Regions from separate parts of the Homo sapiens genome. Here region 1 is linked to region 2. A link is an interaction called in ENCODE POLR2A ChIA-PET data of the cell type or tissue named here. Cell type or tissue: MCF 10A. All regions are shown on one strand. Each heading gives the region's core, and the rest is flanking DNA. Links, peaks and the distances in the headings are about the cores only. Region 1 has its middle 30 kb from the start of PARD6B. Region 2 holds the start of LINC01271 (long intergenic non-protein coding RNA 1271).

Region 1 (4,390 bases), core at 192-4,191, 440 kb after region 2:
CCAATATGGTGAAATCCTGTCTCTACTAAAAATACAAAAATTAGTCAGGCATGGTGGCGGACGCCTGTAATCCGAACTACTTGGGATGCTGAGGGAGGAGAATCGTTTGAACCCGGGAGGCAGAGTTTGCAGTGAGCCGAGATTGCAGCACTGCCCTACAGCCTGGGCAACAAGAGCAAAACTCCATCTCAAAAAAAAAAAAAAAAAAAAATCAGGGATCAGGGTTCTGTTACCACAAGAAAGAGGAAGAACTACAGGGGAGGGAACACAGTGGGTATCACTTGCAGCTTTTTTTCTTTTTTCTTCGCTCTGTTACCAGGCTGAAGTATAGTGGTGCAATCATAACTCACTGCAGCCTCAAACTCCTGGGCTCAAGCAATCCTCCCACCTCAGCCTCCTGAGTATCTGGGACTATGGATGCGTGCCGCCACACTCAGCTAATATTTTTCGGAGAGACAGGGTCTCACTATGTTGCCTGGGCTAGTCTCGAACTCCTGGCCTCAAGCAATGCTCCTGCTGCCTTGTAGATTTAGAGTATTTGGGAACACATTTTTTATAAAATGTCCTGCACAAAGTAAATTGGGGACAGAGAGCAGTGCTCTATCAAAGGAAAATGGTGGAAATTAAATACAGAGACCAGTGGCAGTGTTCTACCTTTAAAGGAAAAACTTAAAACTCCTGACAGCGACTATACTAGGACTTCTGTTTTCAAGTGTTATTGCTTATTTTGATTCTATTTTAAATACATCTGCTGAGATGGGCAGATCACTTGAGCCCAGGAGTTTGAGCAACATAGCAAGACCTCATCTCTACAAAAAATTTCTTAAATTAGCCAGGCATGGTGGTGCACACCTGTAGTCCCAGCTACTCAGGAGGCTGACTGAGACAGGAGGATTGCTTGAGCCTTGGAGTTTGAGGCTGCAGTGAGCTATGATCATGCCACTGCAATCCAGCCTGGGCCAGAGCAAGATTTGTCTCTAAAAAACAGAAAAGAAAAGAAAAGAAAAAAATATATATATATGAAATAAATCTGACATAAATTGAATATATAAAGAATATATAAATGCAATATAAACTTCAATCTGAAATGGCAGTTTCAAATCCTATTACTTTCAAAGTATAGAAATGATAGGACCATGGGTCTCAGAGAGGAGGTTGCAAATTCAAATGCCCAAAGGGCCAGAGTGGGGCAGGGCAGGTGGGGCTGGTAAACAGGAGATGCCCGCCCCCAGCAAGGCAGGGGCCACCACATTCGATGGTTGTCATTTGGGTATGTGTGGGCCCAGTGTTGTCAGCTCTTATAACTTTTTTTTTTTTTTTTTTGAGACTGAGTTTTGCTCTTGTTGCCCAGGCTGGAGTGCAATGGCACAATCTTGGCTCACCGCAACCTCTGCCTCCCAGCTTCAAGCGATTCTCCTGCCTCAGCCTCCCAAGTAGCTGGGATTACAGGCATCTGCAACCATGCCCGGCTAATTTTTTGTATTTTTAGTAGAGATGGAATTTCACCATGTTGGCCAGGCTGGTCTTGAACTCCTGACCTGAGGTGATCCACCTGCCTCAGCCTACCAAAGTGCTGGGATTACAGGCGTGAGCCACCACGCCCGGCCCTGCTTATCCAGATTTTCATAAGAAATGTCCTTTTTTTTTTTTTTTTTTTTTTTTGAGACGGAGTCTCGTTCTTCTGCCCTGGCTGGAGTGCAGTGGCAAGATCTTGGGCTCACTGCAACCTCTGCCTCCTGGGTTCAAGCACTTCTCCTGCCTCAGCCTCCCGAGTAGCTGGGACTACAGGCACGTGCCACCACGCCCAGCTAATTTTTGTATTTTTAGTAGAGACGGGCTTTCACCATGTTGGCCAGGATGGTCTCAATCTCTTGATCTCGTGATCCGTCCACCTCGGCCTCCCAAAGTGCTGGGATTACAGGCATGAGCCACCGCTCCTGGCCGAGAATCCCCCTTCCTAAATTGGTAAAATCTGATTCATCAGAATTGCAATTTTGATCAAAGCCAGTAACTCCTCACACAAATCCTTCTATGTGTGCAGAAAGTGAGCGTCTGAAAACTCCAGGCGGAGTTTTTGCGCTAGGTTATCTACCAGAAGAAAGGACAAGAAAGGCTAGAATTTGACTAATGGTTCCACCCCCCAGATTGTATCAGCACAGCATTCCTCTTTCACTCAGTCTCTTAGCAATGCTTGCAACTACAAGGAAACAGCATTCATACCATTGTTTCTAAGACCTGAAGCAGGTTACATTCAAACCCAGCACTGTTCTTATAGAACATAAGAGTTTTGTTCCCAGGCTGCTTCTCTGCCAGCATGTGATACCCTTCAATAAATGGTAGGTAAGTTGCATATCAGGTTTTCTCCTGCATTCCCAGAGGGCTTCAGCTGCTGTCTCAGGTATGAACCCAAAATGACTCAGGCAAAAATGTGTATGCTTAGTGACTCAGAAACTAAATCATTAACTTGGTAAGTACATGCACGGGTAAGGAGGAATTCAAGGAGAGACTTAGAACATAGGCCTTCCAGTAATGCCACTGATGATGACTGCCTGAGTACAGCAACGCTGAACGGTGTCACTTCTCAGGTGGACCAGTGACGAACCCTAGAATCACCAAGAATCTCAAATCAGTCATTCTCAGGAGCAACAATCCACATAGGGTAATTTACAAAGAATGCTGATTTCAATTGTTTGAATCCTTACCTGGTGAAACAAGAAAATGTGGAAAAAGCTCCTTGACTTTAAAAATACACACCCACACACTTTTTTTTTTTTAAAGGGACAAGGGCTTGCCGTCTCCCACACAGGCTCGTGGGCGGTGGTGCGATCATGGCTCACTGCAACCTCGAACTCAAGGATTCTGGCAATCCTCCCACCTCAGCTTCCCAAGTAGCTGGGACTACAGGCATGAGCCATCACACCCGGCTAATTTTCTTTTTTTCTTTTCTTCCCCTCACCCCAATTTTTTTTTTTTTTTTTTTGAGATAAGGTCCTGCTCTGTCGCCCAGGCTGGAGTGCAGTGGTGTGATTATGGCTCACTGCAGCCTCAAACTCCTGAGTCCAAGTGACCTCACACCTTAGCCTCCTGAGTAGCTGGGACTACAGGTATGTGTCACCACGCCTGGCTAATTTTTGTATTTTTTGTAAAGGTGAGGTTTCACTATGTTGCCCAGTCTGGTCTCAAACTCCTGGGCTCAAGCAATCTGCCTGGCTCAGCCTCCCAAAAGTGCTGGGATTACAGGCGTGAGTCACTGTGCCTGGCCTCCACATGACTTTCTACTAGTTGATTTTAAACTGGGCATATGCATTTACACACACACACACACACACACACACACACCTGATCTGCCTAGATGTGAAATTAAACTTCTAGAGCACACGCATATACACAACGCCAGACAATATGGGAACAGTGATTACAAACAAATCCCACTAGAAAATGACAAACTGTAATAATTTTTCAGTCCCCTTTTGAAGGCAAGAGGTTTATAAACCTCTGCAATTCAATTGCAACACATCAGGGTTCTTCTGGTGAGCTGGCCTCAGTGTCCTTCCTCCACCCCCAGGGTGCCTTGGCTCATGTTCACAGGGCCCATGCCCAGTAGGGCTGGCATGTGTTTCCAACAGCCGAGCAGACAGGGCCAGCAGAGAGGGAGAAAATAAACGGTAAAGGGAGACGCGCCAGGAGAGCAGGCAGAATGGCCGGGAAGCTGGCCAAACGGGAGAGGCTGAATGGGCGACATCAGCCCTTGACCAGGCCTCAGCTATCCCAGCTGTCCTTCACCACTCACTGTGTGGATACCAGGAGGATACAAGCCCCCTTTGCCTGGGCGTCACCAAGAATCCATAAACCACGCAGTTTATTTTTATTTTTATTTAATTTTATTTTTTTAGATAGTCTCACTCTGTCGCCCAGGCTGGAGTGCACTGGCGTGACCTTGGCTCATTGCAGCGTCCACCTCCTGGGCTCAAGTGATTCTCGCGCCTCAGTCTCCCAAGTAGCTGGGATTACAGGCACCTGCCACCACACCCGGCTAATTTTTGTATTTTTAGTAGAGATGGGGTTTCACCATGTTGGCCAGGCTGGTCTCAAACTCCTGTGCTCAAGCAATCCACTCACCTCAGCCTCCCAAAGTGCTGGAATTAGAGGCGTGAGCCACTGTGCCTGGCCTATTTTTATTTTTTGAAATAGTCTTGCTTTGTCACCCAGGCTGGGTGCAGCACAAATAACACGGCTCATTGCAGCCTCGACCTCCTGCGCTCAAGCGATCTTTCCTCCTCAGCCTACTGAGTAGCCGTGTGCCACAGGCATGTGCCACCCTGCCTGGCTAATTTTTTTTTTTTTTTTTGGAGATGGAGTCTTACTCTGTTGCCCAGGCTGGAATGCAGTG
Region 2 (4,390 bases), core at 137-4,136:
ATCCTTCCGCCTCAGTCTCCCAAAGTGCTGGGACTACAGGCGTGGGCCACCATGCCTGGCCAGAAGGTCACATATTGTATGATTCCCTTTCCAGGAAATCTCCAAAATAGGTACATCCATTGAGACCAGTGAAGAATGGTGGTTGTTAGGGGAATGGGGAGCGGCTGCTTTATGGTCACAGGGTCTCCTTTTGGGGTGATGAAAATGTTTTGTGATTAGCTAGAGGTGATGGTTGCAGAACACAATGCAAAAATGCCACCGAAATGTTCACTTTAAAATGCTTAATATGATGCTATGTGAACTTCGTCTCAGTAAGTTATTTTTTTAAAAAACCAGTGGAGTAAACCAAAAAATCAATTTACTTAAGAAAAGGTATGAATGGCTTTAAAGATGGCTTTTAAGTGACGTGTGGGAGACAGTGGCTAAGGGGATGATTCTCACCCATCGTGAGCCTGGGACCATGGATGGGGCCAGAGGTAGCTGCAAGGTACAGGGACCCGGCGTGAAATTCCATCAGTTAACACTGTAGGTGAGGCTTTCCAGCTCCCTTTCGTCCTCCCTGTGATGCCAAGGGGAGGGAGAAACTCCACGTGGGGCTTGTGTGTCTTGAACACACATTGGCTTATACCTTGCTCAGGCCTGGAAGGCCCTCTGCTCACTGACGGAATCCTATGCATCCCTGGGAACCCAGCTCAAGCCTCACCTCTACGGGAAGCCCTTCCTGATTACACAGGTGGTCAGGCGGGGTCAGTCCTGCAGCCCTTCAGACCCGGTTGTGAATCCCAGTCTTGCCACTTACTAGTGGGAGGAGTCTCTTAACTTAGACATATTGTTTGACTAAGAGGGCCTCAGTTTCCTTATCTGGAAAATGGGGGCTTATGATAGCTCTTATCTCACTAGGTTGAGCTCCTACATAGAAAGTTTTAGGACAGAACCTGGGGAGATGTAGCTGCCCTTCATTCACACTTCAGTCTGACACTGATCACATCACAGTTGCATTCCTTTTCCTCCTGTCTCCTACACTGTGGGCAAGGGCTCAGCCTTTGTGATCTCTGTATCATGTTGCTGTACAGAACTCACACACAGTAGGCACCCAAGAAGGGCGGGTTGGCTGACGTGCAGAGGAACTCCCAGAATTCCACCTCTTCTCTCACCTCCACGGTCCCCACCCTGGTCCAGACCCTGCATGGCTTACCTGGACTATTGTGGTCTCCTCCTCCCTGGTTTCCTGGCTTCTGTCCTGAATCCTCCACCTCCAATCCATTCCCCACATGCAGCCAGAGAGATCCCGTGAGAATCTAAGTCAGATCTCGTCCCTTCTCTGCCTGGAAACTTCCCACAGCTCTCACCTTGCTTAGAGGAAAAGCCAAAGTCCTTCCCGTGGCTCATCCACTGTGGGACATGCCCCAGGTCCTCTCTGCTCTCTGTTCCTCCTCCCCAAGGCCTCATCCCTACGACAGTCTCCTTGTTGTTGCTCCGACACTCCAGGCTCCACCTCAGAACCTCGCATCTGCCGTTCTGGTTTCCTGGAGCACCCATTACCCCACACGGCCCGCTGCTCACTTCCTCACCTCCTCCAGGCCTCTGCTCAAATAGCACCTGCTAGGGAAGCTTCCCCCTGCTTCCCAGGTTTTGCTGGACTCCAAAGCTCTTTTCTTCCCAGAGGCAAAGCCCTTGGCTGGGGTCCTGGGCCCAGCCCGGTGACTCAGGCGGAGAAGATGCTCCCAGGCCTCCCGCTGGATTTGGGGCCCAGGGTCAGCCATGGGGGTAGGCGGTACCTAGGCTGTACCTGGCGCAGAGGCCTCTGCCTGCCCCTGCCGTGGGAGGCAGCCCTGCCCTGCACACACGGGCTTCCAGGCTGCGGGTGGGAAAGCCCCACATCCTCCTCTGCTTACCTGACTCCAGCTGACTCAGACCCCCAGCCCTGGCCAGAGGGGAGCCGCAGCTGCTCCGCCCCTTGATGGGAAGCAGAGCTGTGGCTGTGAGGGCCTGGCTGGGCCAGACACTGACTCACCTCTCTCTATCCCGCCCCTGCGCTGGGAGCCACGCCTCCCTCTGGCCAGAACCTCTTGGCCTTCTGCTGTGGGAGCTGCCCCAGGCGGAGTCTTCCCGAGGGGTGCCTTCTTCTGCCTCTGGGGGCCTTTCTGTTCCTTCAAGGCCCAGTTTGAGGGCCATCTCCTGCTAGGAAACATCAAATGCCCTCTGGCCAGAAGGGGAAAAGGATATGGGAGAGGTAAAATAATGATAATAATACCAGCAACAGTAATGAAAACAACTGTTATACAAGAATAATAGCAGCTAGCCATGCTCACTGTGTGCCAGGCACTGTGCTAAACACTTCACATTTTAACTCATTCAATCCTCACAATAGTCCTATGAGGTAGGAACTCTCATTTCCCAAGGCACAGAGTGGTCAGTATCCAGCCCAAGGCTACCAGCCAGCCAGTGGGAGGAAGGGATGTGAATCTAGGCAGCTGGACATTGAGTCGCATTCTCACCCCCAGCTCTGAGAACCGAGTGGAGGCCCCCGAGGCTGGAACGCAGGGAGCTGGGAGGGAGGGGAGCCAGGTCCTGGGCTCTGTTCCAGTGCCCGTCCCCACAGTGGGATTTTAAGTCTCCCCAGGCAGAGGCCAGCCCCCTCTCTCCAGGGGAAGAACCTCCCAGAGGGAGGGCCCTGCCGCAGCACAGGCTGGTGCTTGTTCCCTCCATTGGAGTGGAGCTCAGAGCAGAGGGTCTGGGCAGTCTACCAACATTGCCCAGCCCCAAGTGATGCCAGCCCCTGCTCTGGGCAGCCACCAAACAGGAATTCACACAGGTAGGGCAGGGACCATGGCGTGGGCACTTAACCCATTCACCCTGCCAGCCACACTGTGAAGTGGGGACAGTACAAACATCCGTTTTACAGAGGAGGAGACTAAGGCTCAGGGTGGCAGGACTTGCTCAAGGCCACAGAGGCAGAACATGGTAGGAGCGAATTCAAACCCAGGATTGTTCTGATGCCACACGGTCAGAGTCCCTTCTACTGGGTGGTGACACAGCATCTCAGTGAAGAACAGGGCAGGGTGGGAAGGAGACGCAGGAAAAAGCCTGGAGCCTCAGTTCACATCACCCTCTCCCTCTGGCCTTCCACTAACCTGAACTCACCAGTCCATCTTTTCATTCCTTTACCCATACCTCCACCTACCTACTCATCCACACATTCATCCGCCATCCAAACATCTCTCCATCTGTCCTTCCATTATTCCATCTATCCTTTCCATCCAACTCTCAGCCATCCCTCCACCCATCAAGACTTCCCTCCACCTGTCCTTCTATTCATCCACCCATCCATTCTTCTATTCCTCCTGCCTTCTATCTATTCAACCTTCCATTCATCCATCTGTCCATCAGTTCAAATATCATCTATCCACCTCTCCTTCCTTCCAACCTCCAATCCATCCATCCAACCGTCCGCCCACCCATTCATCCATCCACTCATCCACCCACACATCCATCCATCCATTCATCCGCCCACCCACCCACTCATCCTCACATCCATCTACACATCCATTCATCCATACAGCCCACAAATGTCTATTTGAATGACAGCTGTGATGCCCAAGCCTTGGGGTTGCCGTGCCTTGAGCCAGGAGAAACATGCCTAATTAGGTTTCTGTTTATTTGTTGTTCCAAGAAGGCTAATTGTGGGCTTTGTAAACAGCCCTTTGATGGCTGAGGAGTTACTTTAGGAGGACAGTTAAATAAACAATCACTGGGTAGAAAACAGTTAGTGCTGGTACACGGCGGGTCCGGAGTCATGGCCTGCCTTACAGAGGAGGGGTGAGACTGAGTTCCAGACAGTGCAGAGCTTTGAGTCAGAGTGATGGGAATGCTGGCAGTAACAGCTCATCTGTGTTGGGTGCCTACTGTGTGCCAGATGCTGTGCCAAGGGGCCCTCACAGCAACTCCAGGTGATGGCAACCATTATGGCACCAATTTATGGGTAGGGAGACTGAGGCTGGGGAAGAGGAAGCTGTGTGTCCAGGTTCGCATGTCTGAGAAGTAGCACAGCCATGACACTGATCTAGACCTGTCTCTGTGCAATAATAATGATAATAATAACAAATAATTACATGGTACTTACTATGTGCCCGGCACTGTTCTAAGAGCCTTCTTTACCTGTACCCTATGAGGTCAGAACTAAACATCATCCCTGTTTTACAGATGAGAAAACTGAGGTTGGAGACATGAAGCAACTTGCTGAGAATTTGTAAAAATTAATTATCTGGGCCTAAAGTCTTACTCTTGATCATGTTATTCAGTGGAATGCACTTTCTATGCATTTAACTCAGATCCAGCCATACATGATCTGCCAGACAGTTTTAAAAAAATAATTGTTCTTGTACTTTAT

What was found. Peaks named below come from ENCODE experiments on the same cell type or tissue, not always from the same donor. Only the 100,000 strongest peaks of a DNase experiment are listed, where the experiment ranks them.
Region 1: POLR2A ChIA-PET joins it to region 2 with 5 read pairs; 1 of 35 experiments calls an interaction of 5 or more read pairs at or near these places.

Annotation. Positions count from the first base shown.
Region 1 is chr20:50,759,443-50,763,832 of GRCh38, forward strand. No RefSeq gene overlaps it. Among named protein-coding and RNA genes, the nearest start is that of PARD6B, 30 kb to the left of the region's middle. In MCF 10A, for the core only: no CTCF peak of the experiment used is centred there; DNase peaks (open chromatin) are centred at 2,429, 3,259 and 3,599.
Region 2 is chr20:50,319,504-50,323,893 of GRCh38, forward strand. LINC01271 (long intergenic non-protein coding RNA 1271) reads right to left here and starts at 1,839. Exons shown (of 3, transcript NR_109950.1): 1 at 1,572-1,839. RefSeq lists enhancers at 1,421-2,005, 2,006-2,591, 2,592-3,176. In MCF 10A, for the core only: no CTCF peak of the experiment used is centred there; DNase peaks (open chromatin) are centred at 1,898 and 2,548.